2 separate regions of the Homo sapiens genome follow, and region 2 is linked to region 1. A link is an interaction called in ENCODE POLR2A ChIA-PET data of the cell type or tissue named here. Cell type or tissue: B cell. All regions are shown on one strand. Links, peaks and the distances in the headings refer to the core of each region. The heading gives the core; the rest is flanking DNA.

The links. Peaks named below come from ENCODE experiments on the same cell type or tissue, not always from the same donor. Only the 100,000 strongest peaks of a DNase experiment are listed, where the experiment ranks them.
Region 2: POLR2A ChIA-PET joins it to region 1 with 8 read pairs; 4 of 35 experiments call an interaction of 5 or more read pairs at or near these places.

Annotation. Positions count from the first base shown.
Region 1 is chr1:235,828,548-235,839,335 of GRCh38, reverse strand. It overlaps LYST (lysosomal trafficking regulator), which reads left to right. Exons shown (of 53, transcript NM_000081.4): 2 at 5,669-5,758; 3 at 8,912-9,110. The coding sequence starts at 8,919. Among named protein-coding and RNA genes, the nearest start is that of MIR1537, 19 kb to the left of the region's middle. In B cell, for the core only: no CTCF peak of the experiment used is centred there; no DNase peak of the experiment used is centred there; H3K27ac peaks cover 950 bases.
Region 2 is chr1:235,750,362-235,761,149 of GRCh38, reverse strand. It overlaps LYST (lysosomal trafficking regulator), which reads left to right. Exons shown (of 53, transcript NM_000081.4): 23 at 1,551-2,178; 24 at 3,692-3,869; 25 at 5,503-5,672; 26 at 7,876-8,106; 27 at 8,979-9,145; 28 at 9,788-9,940. Among named protein-coding and RNA genes, the nearest start is that of MIR1537, 97 kb to the left of the region's middle. In B cell, for the core only: no CTCF peak of the experiment used is centred there; no DNase peak of the experiment used is centred there; H3K27ac peaks cover 301 bases.

The DNA.
Region 1 (10,788 bases), core at 1,145-9,144:
GCAGTGAGCTGAGATCATGCCACTGCACTCCATCCTGGGCGACAGAGCGAGATTCTGTCTCAAAAAAAAAACTGTATATATATATATGCACACATACACCCACACATATAAAACCTATAGAATAGGAACACAGTCCTGGTAGAATAATGAGCTAAGATTTTGAAAAAGTTGGGCTGACCTTTTACATTTTATATGTAGAGAACGAAAATGAGGCCAGGTGCAGTGGCTCACGCCTGTAATCCCAACACTTTGGGAAGTCAAGGCGGGAGGTTCACTTGAGCCCAGAAGTTCGAGACCAGCCTGGACAACATGGTGAGACCCTGTCTCTACAAAAAGAAAGAAAGGGCGCAGGGGTGGGGGATAGGGCAGTAGGGGGAGAGAGAGAGAATGAGTATGACAAATAAATAATAGATTCTTACCAACAAATGGACCCAATAATCAGATACAGAGAACAAATGAAATTTCTTAGCTTTCTTCTCTTCTCTGACATGGAGAATGATCTACACACAGACTAAGAAGGGTACAAGTGAGAAAAATAAGAGGAGAAAATTGAAGCCCAAGATTGGGGAGGAGATTGTATCAGAACTCTGGATGCTCTAAAATGAATTCACATCTCACGGTCAGATTCTGAGAACATTTGTTAATGTCATTGCTCAACTAATAATCTTTGAGTAATTATAGTGAAATGTGAAAACTTGTAGAAGCCTGTGGAGGAATAATGTTCTAAAATTTAAAAAAATGTAGCTTCCATAGATTTTTGTAAACTTGATGTTACTTCCACAAAAGACTCTAGAGATCATTTTTAAAGATTTTCAAATATTATACTTAAAGAAAAGATGAGCAATAAAGGCTATGTAGGCTTTCTAAGAATTCATTCCAGATAACCCAGTTTCTACCTATAGAGTCTACATTTACAGATTAGGAGAATGCTGCAGCTGTAATATATCTAGATTCCCATGGAGTATTTGACAGTCCACCATTCTATACTTGGGAACATGAAGGAGAGTTGGATTATAGTATGGGTATAGTTATTGAACAATGGAACTCAATCTTGATTTAGTTACTCATTGGCAGCCTGGCAGGAAGTCTCTTATGGGCTGCTGTTTTTTGACCCTGTTACACTCATCAGTTTAACACCTCCTTCCCACTTCTCACTCTCAGCTGGCAGTCTTGCTGTTTATTGCACCAAGAAAATAGAAGCACCTGAAAAAAATTCTTGGTCCTCCTATTGCCAAATATACTAATCTTCCTACATCTATACTCGTATTCTCTGACATTCTTCTTATTCAATTAGATGAACTGCCACTGTTCCTTCCACTTGTATGTTGGTCTTCTTCGTTTTGCCTACTCATTGTTCCTAGAATTCTCTCTTCTCATTCTAGTTTTTCATCTATTTTCCTTTCTCTGTTAGAGAAACATACTATGTTTCAGCTTAGAAACAAGCTATAATATTAATCAGGTTTTTTTTTAACCTCACTTATCTCATGTCCTCCTCAAGCCATCACCCGTTCCCTTGCATGCTTTGTGGCAGAACTTCTCAAAAGAGCTGTTTAAATTGCTTGCCTTCATTTCCTCACCACTCTTTTCCACCCCACCAAGACCATTCTTTGAAAAGATTGTCAGTAACTTCCATGTTGCTAAATCCAGCAGTCAATTCCCAGTCTTCATCTTACTTAACTTAACTTCTCAGAATTCTTTTTTTTTTTTTTTTGAAACAGGGTCTCACTCTTACCCAGGCTGGTATGCGGTGGCTCAATCTCAGCTCACTGCAACCTCCCCCTTTCAGGTTCAAGCAGTTCTCATACCTCATCCTCCCAAGTAGCTAGGATTACAGGTGTGCACCACCATGCCGGCTAATTTTTGTATTTTTAGTAGAGATGGGATTTCGCCATGTTGCCCAGGCTGGTCTTGAACTCCTGGCCTCAAGTGATTAGCCTACCTCACCTTCCCAAAGTGCTCTGATTACAGGCTTGAGCCACTGCACCCGCCAGCTTTCTCTCAGAATTTTTGATAGCATTGGTTACTCTTTTCTGTTTCAAGCTTTCTTCACCTGGTTTCTGGGAGATACCACTCACCTGATTTTTCTCCTGCCTCACTTGCTGTTCCTTCTCAGTCTCCTGTGTTGGATACTTACCCTCTCCATTGACTCAGCCATGCTAAGCCCAGGGCTCAGTTGTAAAACCTCTTCTCTGCTCCCTTACACTCATTCTCTAGGTCCTCGCTGTTCATTATAGTAGCCCCTAGCCACATGTGGCTTTTGTCTGCTATATTGTGTGGCAGAAATTATAGAACAGGCTCATCGTCTCAGAAAGCTCCGGTGAACAGCACTGTTCTGGGTTATTTCATCTGTCTAGTTCCATGGCTTTAAAAATTTATTGATGATATCCTGATGATTCCCAAATTGATTCACTAGTTCCAGCTTCCCTGCCTGTTTTGATCTTCAGCTGCCTACTTGATTACTTAATTTCTAAGAAACCTATCACACCTAACATAGCTAAAACTGAACGTTATTTTCCCTCACAACTGTTCTTATGTCAGTCTTACCTATCAGTAAACAGTACTATTCTTCACACAGGCTAAAAAACCTTATAGTCTTTTTTGGGTGGGCATTGGGAGGGACTTGCATTCTTGGGGAGAAATGGTTTCAGGGGAACACTTCTATTTCCTCTTTCCATGCTTACTTTAGTTCCTGAGAAGGAAGAATGGGTTGACTTTTCTCACTTTTTCTTTGCAATTATTTTTTACCTCTTGTCCTCTTGCACTCAATATCCCGTACATCCAGCATACATTTATCTCAGTGGCTTGGAACGCACGTTTCCCAGATACCCACATGGTCCATTTACTTATTCCATTCAAGTTTTTGCTCAAATATTACTGCTTCAGACCTTCCTTGTCCATCCTATCTGAAACAGCATTCCTGTCACTCTATACCCTTACTTTGTTTTACTTTTTCATCGAATTAACATGACCTGACATTATAGTGTATGTTTGCTTTTCATCTGTCTCCACCTCACTATAATACATGATGGTAAGGATTTTGATTCTGCTCTAAACTCAGTGCATAAATTAGTAGCTCACATACAGTAAATGTTCAATAACATTTGTTGAATTAAATGGCATATTGATGAAACTTCTGATGACATAAAATGAGAGGTAGCTAATACATTAAATCAGTGTTTGTGTATGTATGTTTTGTTTTTGCTTGTTCATATTTTACATTTTACCAGTCACTATATGAGGAAAAAGTGAAACATTATTTTTCTGAGGAGGTCATTTATATGATTATAGGCATTTGTTACTATGTTTTTCATTTACGGTAAATGCTAAGGATATAAAAATTCTACGAATATCGTTGGGGCAAGTTTTCTTTGTTATGACATTATAACAATTGTTGTATTAGAAATTGAAATTATAGTGATAAAGTTAGATTTAAAATTGGGCATTATAGCTATGAAAGGTAAAAAGTAATAAGACAGGGTCCCTGGCCTTAAGTAACTTGTGACCTAGAGGGTGAAACAGTCATAGATAAGTAACTACAGGGTGTGTCTATGTAGTTTGGAAACAGAGGCAAATATATAATGGGCTAAGGGCATCATTATTAAAAATGTATCTATACTTCCAGATGTTCTGGACACCTAGAATGATACAGGATGATAAAAATTAGAATACAGGTGTGTATAAAGAGTGCTGGCAGACTCAAGGAGGACACATGTGACTGTGCTGGTGGTTAGAATTATGATCTTGGATAAAATGAAACTGCATAGATATTCAAGTGAGGCTTTGTAAACTACAGAGATAAAGAAGCCATGCCAGTTTAAGAGCATTAGAGAAATCCCTCAGCTTGGCCTAGAAAATGTCCCTCGATAAGAGAAACAGACGGATCTAGCTGACCAGCTGCCAGCTTTCACTTCTTACGGCCACGCTGAGTTAGCTGGAATCATCTTAGCATTGCAAGATAGATGGCTCTACCTTGTGGTAGTCCAAGCTGGAGGGTGGTAGTAGTCAGAGCAGCTAATATAATACCATCTTTAGGCTTACAGTTTGATCCATAATTTCCCTTCCATAATTTTATTTTATTTTTTCCCCTTCCATAATTTTAAAGTTAAAAATATCTCTATGGGCTGGGCACGGTGGCTCACATTTGTAATCCTAGCACTTTGGGAGGCCGAGGCGGGTGGATCACCTGAAGTCAGGAGTTTGAGACCAGCCTGGCCAATGTGGCGAAACCCCCCCCCATTAAAAATACAAAAATTAGCCAGGCATAATGGTGGGCGCCTGTAATCCCGGCTACTCGGGAGGCTGAGGCAGGAAAATCACTTGAACCCAGGCGGCAGAGGTTGTTGCAGTGACCCGAGATCGCGCCACTGCACTCAAGCCTGGGCGAAAGGGTGAAACTCCTCTCAAAAAAAAAAAATTTGCATGATATTGATTAGCTCAGGAGGCAGCAGGAACAGGTATGGAAGGTGTGTTAGGACTCTATTCCAGGGCTGTTCCACTTGGTTGAGCCGTTGATATACTGCTTTCTGGTGCTCTGCCAGAGGAATGAGGGGGTGAGACTGAAATATACCCTGTGCTTTGATAGCTGTGTGCCCTGCTGTGTGGAGCTGCACCCATCAGGAAGGGATGTTTTTTCCTAATTCACACAAAGCCCTGCATTGTCTAACACAGCTGTTTTCTGCCTGGTTTATCTTCAAGTGCCTAGAATAATGTGTGGTACAAGAACTGGTTGGCAAGCTGAAAGAAACTTAAGACAGTTTTCCAGATTTGAGCATTTTGAAGTAATTAAAGATCACTCCTGGGCCAGGTACAGTGGCTCACGCCTGTAATCCCAGTACTTTGGGAGGCCGAGGTGGGCAGATCACTTGAGCTCAGGAGTCCAAGACTAGCCTGGGCAACACAGCAAGACCCCATCTCATTTTTTTTTAAATAAAAATAATTTTAAAAATCAATCTGATTTTAAAACTTATAATTCAAAATATCTTCATGTTTGCCGCATAACTATGATAAGGAAACATTCTTCATGCTTCTTCCTGGTAAGCACTGTAGAGAAGGGGAGAGCAGGTAACTAAAGAGAAATATCCTGTTGCTATCCCAGAAATAGAAATTTATCCTTTAGTCTTCTAGAAATAACCTTCATTATATTCTACTCAAAAGATTAATTCATTTAAAAACTTCAATAAAGATATGAAATTTGATGGTGATTAATAAATTAATGTTTGGCTTTGGTATTGTCTAAGTTCTTATGTATCCTCAAATACCTTTCATCCTAACAGGAAAGTAATGGCTGTACCTAGGAACTCTGAGTTGAAAACCTTTTTGTCGTGATAGTATTTAGATATTCCGCTGCCTCCTAGATTCTAGTGTTAAGAAGACTGGTCTAATTCTCCTTTGCAGTTAACTTGTGATTTACCTGGAGGTTTTAAGTTAAGAACTGGAAGAGGAAAAGTAGAGAGCTATTATTGAGTTGCTTTTTCAGATCACTATGTTCCAAGATTCCCTCTCAAGAGGAATTCTTGAAGTAGGCATTTTTTTAGTGTGCTCCTAAGATCTAAAAATTTCATTGGTGGTTTCATACATCATGTATGAAGACTGGCCACTGATTATGTCACAACTTTGTTAAAATTATTTGTGGTTTACTATTGTGATTAATATGTCTTTTTTTTTGTAGGTGAAGCTTTGTTCTAAGAATATTTGTTTCATCTAGTTTATGAGTCCAAATGATATAGACTGTAAATGTCACAGCAGTGGTGAAAGACTGGTAAGTATATAATGTAATAAATATTAACCATCAACATGATTTTGAAGGCTTGAAACTACATAATTATCTGACATTCGTTAAACCCCAAAGTTAAAACAGCTAAACTTTTCTTAGTAGAGATGGATGTATAGTTTGTGGTTTATTCATACAATGGTATATTGCATGATGGTTTAATGGAATGAACATAACATTAAGAGGAAAAAGCAAAGTTACAAAAGGATATATACAGTATACTATTTATATCTGGTTGTTGGCTATAACCTCATGTTATATATTCTTTGTTTCTGGGTACTTTAAATATTAGAAAAAATTTAAAGAAAATACCGTGCAATCATCTCTTCAGTTGACATTAAAAATGACTGAAAGTCATTCAATTAAATTCAATATTTCTGTTAGGAAGAGGTGAATACTTCCTAATATACAAAGCAAAAGTGTCCCCATCACCACAACTGATGTTGTTCTGTTAGTGCAAACTGATACAATTAGATAGAATAATGGAAATTGTATGAATATTGGATAAGATAATTCAGAATTTTTGTTATTTGTAGATTATAGAGTATTATATCTGGGAAATTCAAAACAAAATAATAAAAAAGCTCAGAAGTTTAGATATATGATTATTATATCAAAAGAAATCCACTTCCTATGTGCCTACTATATACCAGTTTTAAATCCTAGAATATGTTACGGAAAACAAAATCCCATTCATAATAATGGCAAAAATATAAAGCGCCTTGGAGTAAACCTAACAAGAAATATGTAAAACCTACCTTATGAAATAACGGCAATTTCTACTTCAAGGAAGTAATAAGATAAAGGGGCAAGTAGTATAAGGGTGTTAATTGTAGCTTTGTTTATGATAATAAAAAGCTAGAAACAATCTATTCAAAAATAAGAGATTGGCTACATAGTAAACTATAATATAATGCTATATATGTAATATTTACATGTAGCAGTATGCCATACAGCTATTAAAGAGTGAGAGCTCATGTGAAATGTTTTTCAATATATCTAAATTAAATAAAAGCAAGTAATCATGTATATACACTAACCTATTCATATAAACATGTATATATTTTAGGTACATTTTTAAATCAGGAAAAAACATACATTTCTGTTGAGATTATAATGCCTTTTACTGATATGGCATTAACTTTTATATCTAAAAATTTATATTGATTTCCATTTTCTTAATTTCTAGAAGATAGACTTAATTATTCCCATAATTTTTCAGTTTTTCACATTTTTAATGTTTCTAAAGTTGCAGTGTATCTTGCAATGGATAGTGTCTTATAAGCACTTGTGAAGTAGTTGACCTGGCCTGCACATGAGTGCACTTGATCATAGACTTTCACATTGTCAGTGCTTCAGCAGACTTCTGTGCATTGCTGGTACTATACCTGTTGAGTTTTTAAATGTTTTCCTGGTTGTTTTCTGAAACTTTCTGCTGATACCATCTGGTAAGATCAAGAAAGCACCAGCATATAAATTTATAGAATGACGTTAGTAGCTTTGAAGGAAAATCCCAGAAACGATACTGCAGTACTCTTAAGTGCTGTGGCATGAATGGTCTTGATGGCCCAGAAGGTGATATTGTGGGGAAATTTTATGTGATAAGAAGCATTGTGTCATAGTTTAATTCTTTTTTAGTGGTGTACTAAGTAATTATGTATCCTAAAATTATGAACAGATTCAATGAAATATATTAAAGTTGGATAAATATGAACTGAATATAAATTAGGTTATTGGATTTATTTAATACTTTTACTTTCTGAAAGCATATAAAGAACCAATATTAATATATAATAGAGGTTATTGCCGTATTTTAGAATGAGAGATGCACTTTATATTTTTCTCCTTTCTAATATTCAAAAATATTAAAAATATTGATGTTTGTTATACTAAAAGAGAGTTACTGTAATACCTAGAATTTTGATGGGAATCAAAGAATTAAACTGTGAGGTCCCAGGATGAACAGGAACTAAGGTAGTATTAGGAATTTCTCTGGTACTTCCCTTTCATTTTTATCTACTTCTCTTTGTATCCCGTTGGTTCATTTTTACCTGGTTGGCTTCTTCTGACCCTCAGCTACCTCATAATGACTACCACAGCCCCATCTCTGCGTGACCTTTCAGGACATCAACTATATCCCTTTAGTTTAAATTCCCGAGAGAGAAAGAAAACCTGATTAGTCCAGTTCCTCTTTGCAACCCACACTATACGAGTCACATCTTGTGATGAGCATGGATTGTAGCTGAACTGGGGCCCAGAGCTTGACTGTGCCTCTTGGCAAGAGGCATAGTCATATGTGCACTGCCCTCTCAGCAGGGACTGTGGGGAGGGCTTCCCCCTGAAGCGGGTGAAGGGAGGTGAGGCAATACATGTCTTATTTAACTTAACATCTCTATGTTAAATATCTTTTAAAGGTTACTGGATACCTCAAAATTACTTTTAGCCCAGAGATGAAACTATTTTGAAACTCCTTGGGGATTTCGTTGTTCATGGTTTTTCCCTTCTGGAAATTTGTACATTTTCCTCTGTATTTATGTTCCCCTATTCTGTTTGCTGTAGCTTATTTCCCTTAATCTTAAAATGTCACATTACCCTTTATTTGATTTAAATATGTCATAAGAAGTGAAGTGGCGTAACTTTAGCTATTAGAATTTTTCAGTTTTTATTCACCTGATTGGAAATCCTTTTTATTAACTGAACTTTGGTGTTTGGGGAGGATGGGTCAGTGATTGTGGGCTCTATCAAGTGAAAAATGGGTTATATTTTTAAAATACCAATTTATTATAAAATATATAAAGCAAGAACATTTTATAAGTAATGGGTTTATTTTTATTGTATTTAAGAAAGAAAGTCTTCTCTCTTAAAAAGAGAAAATGTTTTCCATCCAGGTGCTGTTACTTACCTATTCTCAGCTATGCTCAGGTATTTCAAGCCTGGGACTCATTTCGCCATGGAAGGAATTATTTAAGAAGCACCTGACTAGGTCAGAACTATGCCTGAAAATATTATAGGGTTAAGTACCAATTTCCAGTAATTTTAAGCCAATCTTCAGTTAGAAACAAACAACAAAAACACATAGTTTTAAAAGTAAATTTGTATTTGTTTTCCTAATCTTTTTTTTTTGTAATACTTATTTTATAGCTCGGTCATGAGCACCGACAGTAACTCACTGGCACGTGAATTTCTGACCGATGTCAACCGGCTTTGCAATGCAGTGGTCCAGAGGGTGGAGGCCAGGGAGGAAGAAGAGGAGGAGACGCACATGGCAACCCTTGGACAGTACCTTGTCCATGGTCGAGGATTTCTATTACTTACCAAGCTAAATTCTATAATTGATCAGGTAACATTTTTATATCAAATACTTACTTTCATCAATATATGATAGTTAACTGTAGCTACATGGTTTTGGATTACATAGTTTCTGAAGCCTCCTTGAGATAAAGTCCAGTCTTTCACATTATTCCACTAAAAAAAAAGTGGACCTATTTATAACCATATTGTTTATTTGAATACTTTCAAAACGTCTGAAATATCTTAGAATTATGAATTGCCTAAGAACTAAATGGTTTCATATATACTATGCTTTTTATCGTAATATCAGTGAGATAACTATGGTTCTTAGTAGAAATATAAGACATAATCTTATATCCCTGTATCTTATGTCAGAAACATGATGAATTTTCATTTTCAATAAATATCAAGTATGTTTTTGAAAAATTTTTGGAGGCTGCTAATTCTGGAGTGAAAGCAGAGACCTCTTATGTGAACTAATAATTACTGAGTCCTTTAGCTTGTATACATCTAATTTATCAAACGTTTTTGGCTTAAAGTATGGTATGACCATATGGTTTTGCTGTTTTCTTATTATAAAATTAACAGAGTTTTAAAACTAGTTGAGACTAGATGTTTTCATCTAACCTTCTTTTACAGATGAGAAAACAGATCCAGAAACATTAAGTACTCACATAAATTAATTTTAAGGCCAAATGTGATTTATATCTTTATTTCATTTTAGTAGAAAATGAATAATTATTTTGTGATCGTAAAACTCTACAATCTGCTTTCAGGGAACTAATTAATATAGTTAGTTGAAAAAATAATGAAGTGTTTGTAACACCAATATGATGGATTTTTTTTAACACTTTGAATGTTACCAGCTTTAGATGTAAAATTGGCCATCATTAAATAAAATTTCTTTGCTGTGAAAGCATTTTGCTAATAGATACATATATTGAGGAAATATGGAGACTAAAACAGTACTTCTGTTTTCACTGTAAGCTAAGGAACATAGCAAATACAAATTAGGAAGCATTTACTTGTCATGGAATTTTCAGGACATTTGTAGGTTTATGGTTTTTTTTGAGACACAGAGTCTCGCTCTGTCGCCCAGGCTGGAGTGCAGTGGTGCAATCTCGGCTGACTGCAACCTCCACCTCCGGGTTCAAGTGATTCTTGTGTCTCAGCCACCTAAGTAGCCGGGACTACAAGTGTGCATCACCACACCCAGTGAATTTTTGTATTTTCAGTAGAGATGGGGTTTCACCGTGTTGACCAGCTGATCTTAAACTCCTGACCTCAAGCAGTCTACCCCCGTTGGCCTCCCAAAGTGCTGGGATTACAGGTGTGAGCCACTGCACCCAGCCAAGTTTATGTATTTTTATTCTTTTTCATGAATGTGATTTGTTAAATGAGTGATTAAATATAATTTTTATATATTTGTATGACTTTTCTGTAAATAAAATTTAAAATCAGAAAAAATCATGTTAGACCATGTATAGTGATTTATTTTGAAATTTTGATTATTTAATATGTACACCATGCTCTGTTCTTCCCCACAATAAAAAAATTCAATGCTTTGTCTTCTTTAAAATATACCATATAAATAGCATCAGTAATAGTAAATATCGAGGAATGACTCTAATAAAATATGTACAGTACTTCTGCATGGAATTCTATAAAACATTATTGAGAGAAACTAAAGAAGACCCAAATAATTGGAGCATTATATAATGTTCATG
Region 2 (10,788 bases), core at 1,956-9,955, 79 kb after region 1:
TTTAAGGCTATGTTTTTATTAGTTTTCCTTTTCTTTTTAAAAAAAATTTTTTTTAAATAAATGAGATAGGGTTTTGCCTTTTTGCCCAGGCTGGTCTTGAACTCTTGGGCTCAAGTGAGCCACCCACCTCTGCCTCCCAAAGTGCTGAGATTACAGGCTCAAGCCACTGCACCTGGCCTTTTTGAATTAGTTTTATTTGGAATTTTACAGGACATATTTGTTTTTTAAATCATCTGTCATGTTGAAACATTTTCAAATACAATCATACCCCCATTTTTTCCAGATCTTTTGAAGAGAATCTTTTGGCAACTTTAGCCCTCTAGCCCAAATCCAGAAATAACTAGAAAAAGATTCTGAGCTATGGAGCTATTTTATTGCCACAGAGTCTATGCTCTAAAGCAGTTCATTTAATGCCTGTTTACTCTGTGTTCATGGTCTCAAATTTTAACCTGCAAAAGAATCACCTGGAGAGCTGTTGACACTGATTCCTGGGCCCCTCTCTCATACATTCTGTATCAGTAGATCTAGGGTGGAGCCTGAGAATGTGAAGTCCCAACAATCCCACAGGTGGTATTGATGCCCATGCTACCAGTCCACAGACCACACCTTGAATGGCATGCACTTGTATCCCATGCACTACAATGAAAATAATTTTTCTGGTGTCTTCCTGCATAGAATATTAGAAGCAGTAAATTAGAGAGCTGTGACAAGAAAAGAAACTATTCTCACTAATAACAGCAAGAAGTGACTGCAAAAATGGAGGAGAGAGAGAACTGTCTAGGGCTGTTTAGGCTAGTAACAACAAGTACTACCATTTTTTGAGCACCTGTTATATGTTGAGCTCTATGCTAGGTGCATCACAAATATAATCTCAATCTTTAAAGCCACCCTGCAAAGTAGATATTCTGAACCCTCATTTTACATTTGTAGAAACTGTAGTACAATTAAGTGATTTACCTTGGACCACTTCACTATCATTTGAATCCAATTATATCTAGTTGCAAAGCCCACACTCTTTCCACTACATCCTGGTAACTGCTAGCCTGAGGTAAATTGAGTTTCACTTAATTCACTTAAATTCAGCACAGTAGAACCATTAATCCTAATGACTTTGAATCATTCAGTCAATACTGTATTTTGTTAAGAAGACAGGAAAAAACATATGTTTTGGGAAGATATTAATAAAAAGTGGTTAAAATAAAAATAGTTTTGGCATTTAAGAATTTTAAGCATTAAGCCAGGTGTGGGGTGCATGCCTATAGTCCCAGCTGCTTGGAGTCTGAGGTGGGAGGCTGTCTTGAGTCCAGGAGTTAGAGGCTGCAGTAAGCTGTGATTGTGTCACTGCACTTCAGTAGGTAAGAGAGCAAGACCCTGTCTCTTAAGAAAAAGTAAAGGAATTTTAAGCATTAGTTACTTGTAAAATTAACCTATATGGATTTTAACAGTGCTAGATAAATGGGCTTTTGCTGTGGTTGTGATTTATAATGCAAAAGAGAGGTGGTTCCACTTAATAGATTTTTAAGTAGTATTTTTGTATCTACTCTTACCAGGAGAGAATTCCTCTAATATTATTCCACAACAGATGGCCGCCCATATGCTGCGTTCTAGAAGCCTACCAGCATTCCCTACTTCTTCACTACTAACGCAATCACAAAAACTGACTGGAAGTTTGGGTTGTAGTATCGACAGGTTACAAAATATTGCAGATACTTATGTTGCCACCCAATCAAAGAAACAAAATTCTTTGGGGAGTTCCGACACACTGAAAAAAGGCAAAGAGGACGCATTCATCAGTAGCTGTGAGTCTGCAAAAACTGTTTGTGAAATGGAAGCTGTCCTCTCAGCCCAGGTCTCTGTCAGTGATGTCCCAAAGGGAGTGCTGGGATTTCCAGTGGTCAAAGCAGATCATAAACAGTTGGGAGCAGAACCCAGGTCAGAAGATGACAGTCCTGGGGATGAGTCCTGCCCACGCCGACCTGATTACCTAAAGGGATTGGCCTCCTTCCAGCGAAGCCACAGCACTATTGCAAGCCTTGGGCTAGCTTTTCCTTCACAGAACGGATCTGCAGCTGTTGGCCGTTGGCCAAGTCTTGTTGATAGAAACACTGATGATTGGGAAAACTTTGCCTATTCTCTTGGTTATGAGCCAAATTACAACCGAACTGCAAGTGCTCACAGGTACTTATGTGTTTTTGTACACTCCTCCCACCTTTATTTTACTATTCTTTAAAGACTCTCTACCCCTCTGGAAACGTCTTCATTATGCCACTTATAATACAACAAACAGAAAAGTTTATTTCTTTATATACATAATAATAACAAACAGAAAGATATATTTTTCCTTATTTTAAGACTAGATAATATTGAATTCCATATTTAACCAAAATCTAAACCATAAGTAGCACTTAAAAAATATATATTGTGGTTTAATTCCTTATAGTTATTAAGGAAAATTCTTCAGGACAGAGAAACGATAGGATTTATCTAGAGCTTTGACTCATGAGAATGATTCTGTCCACTTGGTGCTCATGTGAAGGTGGGAGTGATTTCTAGACTGGGCCTGTCCTGAGTAACATCTTACTTGATCAGAGACAAGTGACGGCTCCAGAAGGGAAGAGGAACAGGTGTCATAGGGTGGCTGCTCCATTCCACTCAGGTAATTATAATGCAGGTCTTAGTGCTGAACATTGGCAGTTCTTCTCTGGATGAAGTCAGAAGAAAGCTAAAATGGCCTCAGAAAGCAATACCAGTGTTTCCCAGGACAGGCTGTCACCAGACTGCACAGAGTCCTCCATGTTATGACAGACATTGCCTAGGCGTTGTATTTCTTCAGCCATTTTCCTTCTGCTACCCCAGTTTGTTCTCTCTCCAGAAACTTAAGGTTCCTCTGTCACCTGGACACAGATGACCTTGCTTTGGTGATGAGATATCCCCCTTATATTTTCCTCTACTTCTGCTATCGCAGACCCATAACTTTATATGGAGCTGAAATGCAGCAGTGCTAGAGAGCATTCCTTTTATGAAAAAAATCTCCTTTCACCAGGAGCTTCCAGAAGTTTCACCTGGGCTAAACCCAGCAGCATTTGTTAGGATATTTAGATGGAGGTTTTATTTTCACACTTGGTTCTTGAGAGGATATTCTGTAATGCTAGATTCTTCCCCTGTACCAATATTTGCCTCTCTTCTCTGTGAGTGAACTGGGTTTTTCTGACATGCCTAGACTCCTAATAAAGCTGTTTCTTCCTTGGTGAAAAAAAAAAAAAAAACATTTCCAATAGCATCTCAAGTAGCAATGTCCAGTGAAACTTTCTGCAATGATGGACATGTTTTATTCATGCTGTCTAATACAGTCAGCACTAGCCACATATGCCTACTGAGCACTTGAAATGTGGCTGATGCAACTGAGGAACTGAATTTTTAGTTTAAATAAATAGCATAAGTGACAGTGACTACTGTATTAGACATCAGAGATGTACAATTGAATAGTGTTAGTAGACTATATGCCCAAAAAAATCAATGATAAAAAGTGATGGTAAATTTGTTAATCACAGTTAAATTAGGAAACATTTCTTAAGCATTATGAACATTTGTTTCACCTGTTAAAAAATGCTACTACTTGTCACAGTTCCTAAGGTAATCATCAAGTACTTTTCTTGTCATGTTAGTAAGACTTTTTTGGTCTCTGTTTTAGTGTAACTGAAGACTGTTTGGTACCTATATGCTGTGGATTATATGAACTCCTAAGTGGGGTTCTTCTTATCCTGCCTGATGTTTTGCTTGAAGATGTGATGGACAAGCTTATTCAAGCAGATACACTTTTGGTCCTCGTTAACCACCCATCACCAGCTATACAACAAGGTGTTATTAAAGTAAGGGCAAATACTAGATATGTTATTTTAATTCAGAAAAATAAATATATATGTAATTTAAAATTTTGAGTATATACATTAAAGTAGACCTAAATCTCTCTTTTATATTTTAGAATAATGAACTAATATAGTTTGTTACTTAATACTCATATATTTTTAAACTTTTTTTATTTTGATAGCTTTAGGGATACAGGGGTTTTTGGTTACATGGTCATATTTTTGCATCATCCAGCTTTAAGTCCCCCTCCATATGTTGGTTCATATCAATATGTCTTTTAAATCTACCAATAAATCCCCATATCTGAACACTTAGTAAATCTCTTTTGTAAAAATTACAAGGAATACGTGGTTCATTGGAAATCTCTTCTTCAGTGTACTATCAAATTTTAGACATTTACTTCAGCTCTCAGCTTAGATGACACCTTTTCAAAAAGACCTTCCCTGATGATCTTATCAAAATAACTTCCCTCTAATCTTACTTATTATTTATTCTATCATAGCATCCTATTTATGTCTTGTAATTATCTTATTAATCTGTGTACTTGTTTTTTAAATTTCTCACAAATATAAGCTCCATGAGGGTGGGCATCTTGTGTAATAGGTACTAAGTATATTATTGAATGAGTAAATGCTTGATATGAATAGTTTCCATTAGAAAACAACCCAATATTAAAATAATCTTGTAAAGATTCTCATTTTTCTTTAGTTTGCTTGGATGTAGGTATTGTTTAATCACTTGCAATACAACCTAGTATTGAGCTCGCATTTCATGTGTAAGTCCCTGAGCTAGTTGCAATATAGTATATAAAGGGAAATAATATAAGCCCCTACATTCAAGAATTTCACAGTCTAGAAGGGAGAGTCTCATACTTAACTAAGTAAAACGTAAGAAATTCTGTGATGAGTACTGCAGTGGCAGTATTAATAGAGAATTGAGCATAGGGGAAACGGAAGGATTCATGGAAAAAGTATATTTTGTGTTATGCTGTAAACTTAGAAAGCTTTTTTAGTAGGGGAATAAATAGATGTGTGTCTGGGGGAAAGGAGTCTATCACTACTGTGAGAGTCATTGAAGGGGAGAAAGAGGTGGAAGGATTAATTTGGTATTACACGTGTTGCATTTAAGATGCTAGAGAAGGGTGGAAATTCAGGCCTGTGCTCAGGATAAATAATCTGTCAAGAAGCCTAGAAGTAGAGGTCTAGGATAGATATAGATACAGATATAGATATAGATATAGATATAGATATAGATATAGATATAGATATAGATATAGATATAGATTTGCAGAGAGAGCATAGTTTACGGATTTTTTCCCTCTCAGCATTAGGTACAAATATTCTATTTATACTCAACTAAGGCTGCCAGTCTACCAGGTGTCCATGCTCAGCTAAAAATGCCAGTTTCCCCATGAGAGAAACATTAAGATCTCCAAGATGGAGTCATCATTAGCATTCCACAGTAGCCAAAGACAAATTCATTTCTGCTTTGCTGTGGTGGTGGCATTTTTTTAAGCTTTCTGTGTTCTTCTGTACATATGAACTTAATTTACAAATACAGTTGTGTTACACTGATTTGTATATATTATATTTAATTTTAATGCATTATCTAAATTGACTTAAATTTTTTGTTTAGCTATTAGATGCATATTTTGCTAGAGCATCTAAGGAACAAAAAGATAAATTTCTGAAGAATCGTGGATTTTCCTTGCTAGCCAACCAGTTGTATCTTCATCGAGGAACTCAAGAATTGTTAGAATGCTTCATCGAAATGTTCTTTGGTCGACATATTGGCCTTGATGAAGAGTAAGTGTGTTCTTCCCTCCACTATAATTGGGAATCTTTTGTCTTTTTTCTTTTCTTTTCTTTTCTTTTCTTTTCTTTTCTTTTCTTTTGAGACGGAGTCTCGCCCTGTTGCCCAGGCTGGAGTGCAATGGTGCAATCTCGGCTCACTGCAACTTCCGCCTCCCAGGTTCAAGCGATTCTCCTGCCTCAACCTCCTGAGTAGCTGGGATTACAGGCACGTACCACCATGCCCGGCTAGTTTTTTGTATCTTTAGTAGAGATGGGGTTTCACCATGTTGGCCAGGCTGGTCTCAAACTCCTGACCTCGTGATCTGCCTGCCTTGGCCTCCCAAAGTGCAGGGATTACAGGTGTGAGCCACTATGCCTGGCTTTTTTTTTTTTTTTTTTTTTTTTTTTTGAGACAATGTCTCACTCTGTCACCCAGGCTGGAGTGCAGAGAGACACAGTCATGCCTCAGCTCATTGCAGCCTTGAACTCCTAGATTCAAGGGATCCTCCTGCCTCAGCCTCTTGAGTAGCTAAGATTACAGGCACGCACCACCACACTTGGCTAATTTTTTTTACTTTTAGTGGAGATGGGTCTTGCAGTGTTTCCCAGGCTGGTCTCAAACTCCTGACCTCAAGCCATCCTCCTGCCTTGGCCTCCCAAAGTGTTGGGATTATAGGTGTGGGCCACCACACCCGGCAAGGTCTTTTGTCTTAAATGTAAAATTTAGTGAACTCACTCTTAACGAAATCTTTTGGTCACCTTTAGAAAAAATCTGCTAAAAGTAATTTTCCAGGTAAATCAATGTATTATTTGCCATATGATGTTCTTTCTAATATAACTTCATCCTTTATAGTTCATTCACTAGTTAGAAACTAGAAACAAATAAAAGCTGCATCAGATGAAAGTGATAGCTAAGATTTGGCAGATAGTATTAACATGAGAAGATTAACTGAAAAGACAGGTGAGGCTGGGCGTGGTGGCTCAAGCCTGTACTCCCAACACTTTGGGAGGCAGAGGCAGGTGGATCACCTGAGGTCAGGAGTTCAAGCCTGACCAACATGATGAAACTGTCTGTACTAAAAATACAAAATTTGCTGGGCGTGGTGGCACATTCATGTAATCCCATCTGCTTGAGAGGCTGAGGCAGGAGAACCGCTTGAACCCAGAAGGCAGAGGTTACAGTGAGCCAGGATTGCACAATTGCACTTCAGCCTGGGCAACAAGAGTGAAACTCCATCTCAAAAAAAAAAAAAAAAAAAAGAAAAGAAAAGAAAAAAAGATAGCTCATGTATTCTCAGTGACAGATTACATAAAGGATCCATATAGGAACGCCTTACTCTCCTCAGAGCCTTCAGGTCATCTGGGAGAGGAGTAAATCCCTCACCTAGAATTCCTGGATACACTGATTGCTGAGTTTTGACCCTGGTAGAATGCTGATGGATTAGCAAATAAGTGTAAAAATAAAAGAATATTTTTCTCCCAAACCAAAAGTTTGGCAGAAATTAAGCTGTAATTTCTGTTTATGATAGAATAGAGAGAAACGTGTGTCTCCTTATTGTGATAGACAAATTCAGACCTTAAAGAATTTACTAAATTGTTATGGTAGTTTCAATGCTACTTTTCATTTACATACAACTTTTGGCTTTCACGAAACAATTGTGCATTACTTTATTTGATTCTCACAATAGCCTTGAGAAGAAAAGAGGACATATATCACCACATATTTTTGACAGATAAGGAAAATGAGGCACAAAATACTTAGCTAATTTCATTCCATCCCAGAGGCAAGTTGTATTGGGATAAGAACTCGAGAATCATTCCCTTTTGCTAGACCTCTTTTTACTAGCTCACTGTCTCTCAAATACTATGTAAAATAATAATAATAATTTTCCTGTGCACTTGAAGCCCCCAAACATAGTTTCTTTGGACATAAAGGGCTCATGGATGAATTAAAATAAATCAGTTAAAACCAAGAAATTGTATGCATATTTCACTTGAATGTTTGTGTATTTATCTTGGGATGGACTTCTAGCAACAGCTTTTACCCTATTATTGGAGGGACTCTGTCATTTTAAAAACAGGTTAAGAATCCTTACTCCCCCAACTTGTTTTTATGACTTCAAAATCAAGTTAGCAAGATGACCCATAGTTGCTATCATATTTTCTTATTTTGTGATTGTTTCTAATGTGCTCTTAACTGTATTATTTATTATAGATTTGATCTGGAAGATGTGAGAAACATGGGATTGTTTCAGAAGTGGTCTGTCATTCCTATTCTGGGACTAATAGAGACCTCTCTATATGACAACATACTCTTGCATAATGCTCTTTTACTTCTTCTCCAAATTTTAAATTCTTGTTCTAAGGTAGCAGATATGTTGCTGGATAATGGTCTACTCTATGTGTTATGTAATACAGTAGCAGCCCTGAATGGATTAGAAAAGAAGTAAGTTTAAAATTATTATTTAAAATTACATCTGATAAATACTTTAGAACAGGAAAACTTTAGTATTAGTTTACTTTACTACATGAGTTTACCTATGTAAGAAGCCTTTCTGTGTACCTCTGAACCTAAAATAAAAGTAAAAAAATAATAATAACAGAAAGAAAGAAAAAAAAAGCAAGAAATTGTATTTACTGAATGTCCCTGTATGCTACTTTATTAACTGGCCCAAGTTAGTTTCTAACCCTTTCTTGATTTGGAAAACCCAGATGGAGAGAAGCATTGTAGGCCTAATATCGTACATTGAGGTAGATTATCAAGATTAAGATTGAAGACCAGAAGTAACTAATTCATATTTATTGGATATTTATAAATAATATAAATGCAAATCTATTACCTCTTTTAGTCCTAAAAATAACCCTAATTTATACAAGTGAGATTCAGAGAGGTTAATTAATTTAGTCAAATTCACCTTCTCTGAAAAGTCTTCGCAGAATGTTCCTGTTCATACCCACACAATCTTCATCCTTAGTGTGGACTAGAAACTGCCTATGTGTTCTTATAGTATCGTGTATTAATCTCTAGTGTTACACTTACAACCATTTACTATTTATAGTAATCTGTTTACTTGTCCAGTTCTCTGTAAAACTATGTATTTCTGACAGGTGTCAAAGTGTATCTTATTTCTATTTCTAGCATACATACTACATATTACTTGCCATAGAATAAGCATGAATAAATACTGAATGACTGCATGAATGAGTGCAAGCTGGTCGAACAGGAATTTAAACCATTTAAATCAGTTAGCTGTGTCTTAAATTATTTGTTCTTTTTCTTATAAATGTTCTGTTTTCTTCTTTTGTTGTTATCTTTAGCATTCCCATGAGTGAATATAAATTGCTTGCTTGTGATATACAGCAACTTTTCATAGCAGTTACAATTCATGCTTGCAGTTCCTCAGGCTCACAATATTTTAGGGTTATTGAAGACCTTATTGTAATGCTTGGATATCTTCAAAATAGCAAAAACAAGAGGACACAAAGTAAGATTTAATTTTTATGAATTTGGGGAGGGAGTTGTATAACAGACAAACCTGTTATTTGAGCACAATCTCTTTCTTCTTAGAAACTCTTTTACTAAAAGTTTAACATTAATTTTGTAATAGTATCTATCAGTTTTTAAAAAGAAGCCTAAAAAGGCTTGAAAAAGTGGCAAAAATAGAAAAAGTGATTCCCCCATGTAGTTAGTAGTTGGCAATACATAAGTGAAAGATGTCACTGATTTTTCTTACCAAGTAGAATTTAAAAGTGTATGTTGCATAGTAATACCCTTTAGTTTTCTTTAATGGTAATTATTAAAGTGAATATGAAACAAAAAATATGATAATTGCCGGTTAAACTTTTGCCTTATATAGAAAAAAAGCCTGTTCTTTGAAACAATTTTTAAAATGAAATAAATTTATGAGCTAATATTTTTCCATTGAAGGTTTTTTAGTGACCATTTGTAAATTTGCTTTAAAATTGCTTTTAACAAGAATTTAAAAATGTCTACTACCATCATCCCCATGCTGATCAAAATTTAAAAATTTATATCAAAACATTATTGTCATGATACATAAAATCAGTTCAATTAAAAAATTAGTAACCACATAGCTTGAAAACATTCTAGTATCTTCTGTTTTTAGATATGGCTGTTGCACTACAGCTTAGAGTTCTCCAGGCTGCTATGGAATTTATAAGGACCACCGCAAATCATGACTCTGAAAACCTCACAGATTCACTCCAGTCACCTTCTGCTCCCCATCATGCAGTAGTTCAAAAGCGGAAAAGCATTGCTGGCGAGTATTGAAATCATATTTTAATAACCATAAATTGAGGCTAGCTTGACTTTCCTATGTTCTTATGCCATTCACACTTTTAAAATATTTCTTGTTTTACATAAAATTTAAGAAAGATTTTTTCCTGAAGGAAACTATTCTGCTCCTTACTTTTAGTGCTTTTCTCATTCAGTTATTTCTTGAGCACCTGCCTACCATGTGCTGAGCATTGTGCTAAATATTGGAGATACAATGATGAAAAAAACAGACACAGATTCTGCCCCTGCAGAGATTGTAAAATAGTAGGGAAATGTAGAGGGTAGGAATAGAGATTATAACAGGGCAATCTACATCAGGAGTTAGGGAAGTCTCTGAGAAAGGTGTCCAGCAATCATGTTGTGGCATGCAGGAAGCTGAGCATTAATGCTAGAACTGATAAAGAATCTGTTTCTACTCAGGACAAAAGAGATGTACAACTGGGAGGGCAGCTAAAGAAGAAACAGTGCATTCAGATATTAAATAAGGAAGAATGTCATCAAATAATAAACATTAATATTGTTAGTCTTCCTTATTTTTTCTACAAAATCTGCTATCATCTTTACCCAGAAAGATAACATGAACACCACATACACAGGATATACACACATACATATATATACATAGTGGATAAATATGCATGTACACATGCACACACACACACCATCTCCAGAGTATTTGGTAAATTGTTTGAAATTTAATCACTCTTACTGTCTTAAATTCACTTAAGTTCAAATCTTTCTTTCACCCGTGTTAAGCTACTTCTGTGTTCAATGCTATGCAAAAATTTTAAACCATGTGAAAAACTCACTTGTAAAGAAAAGCTACCAAGT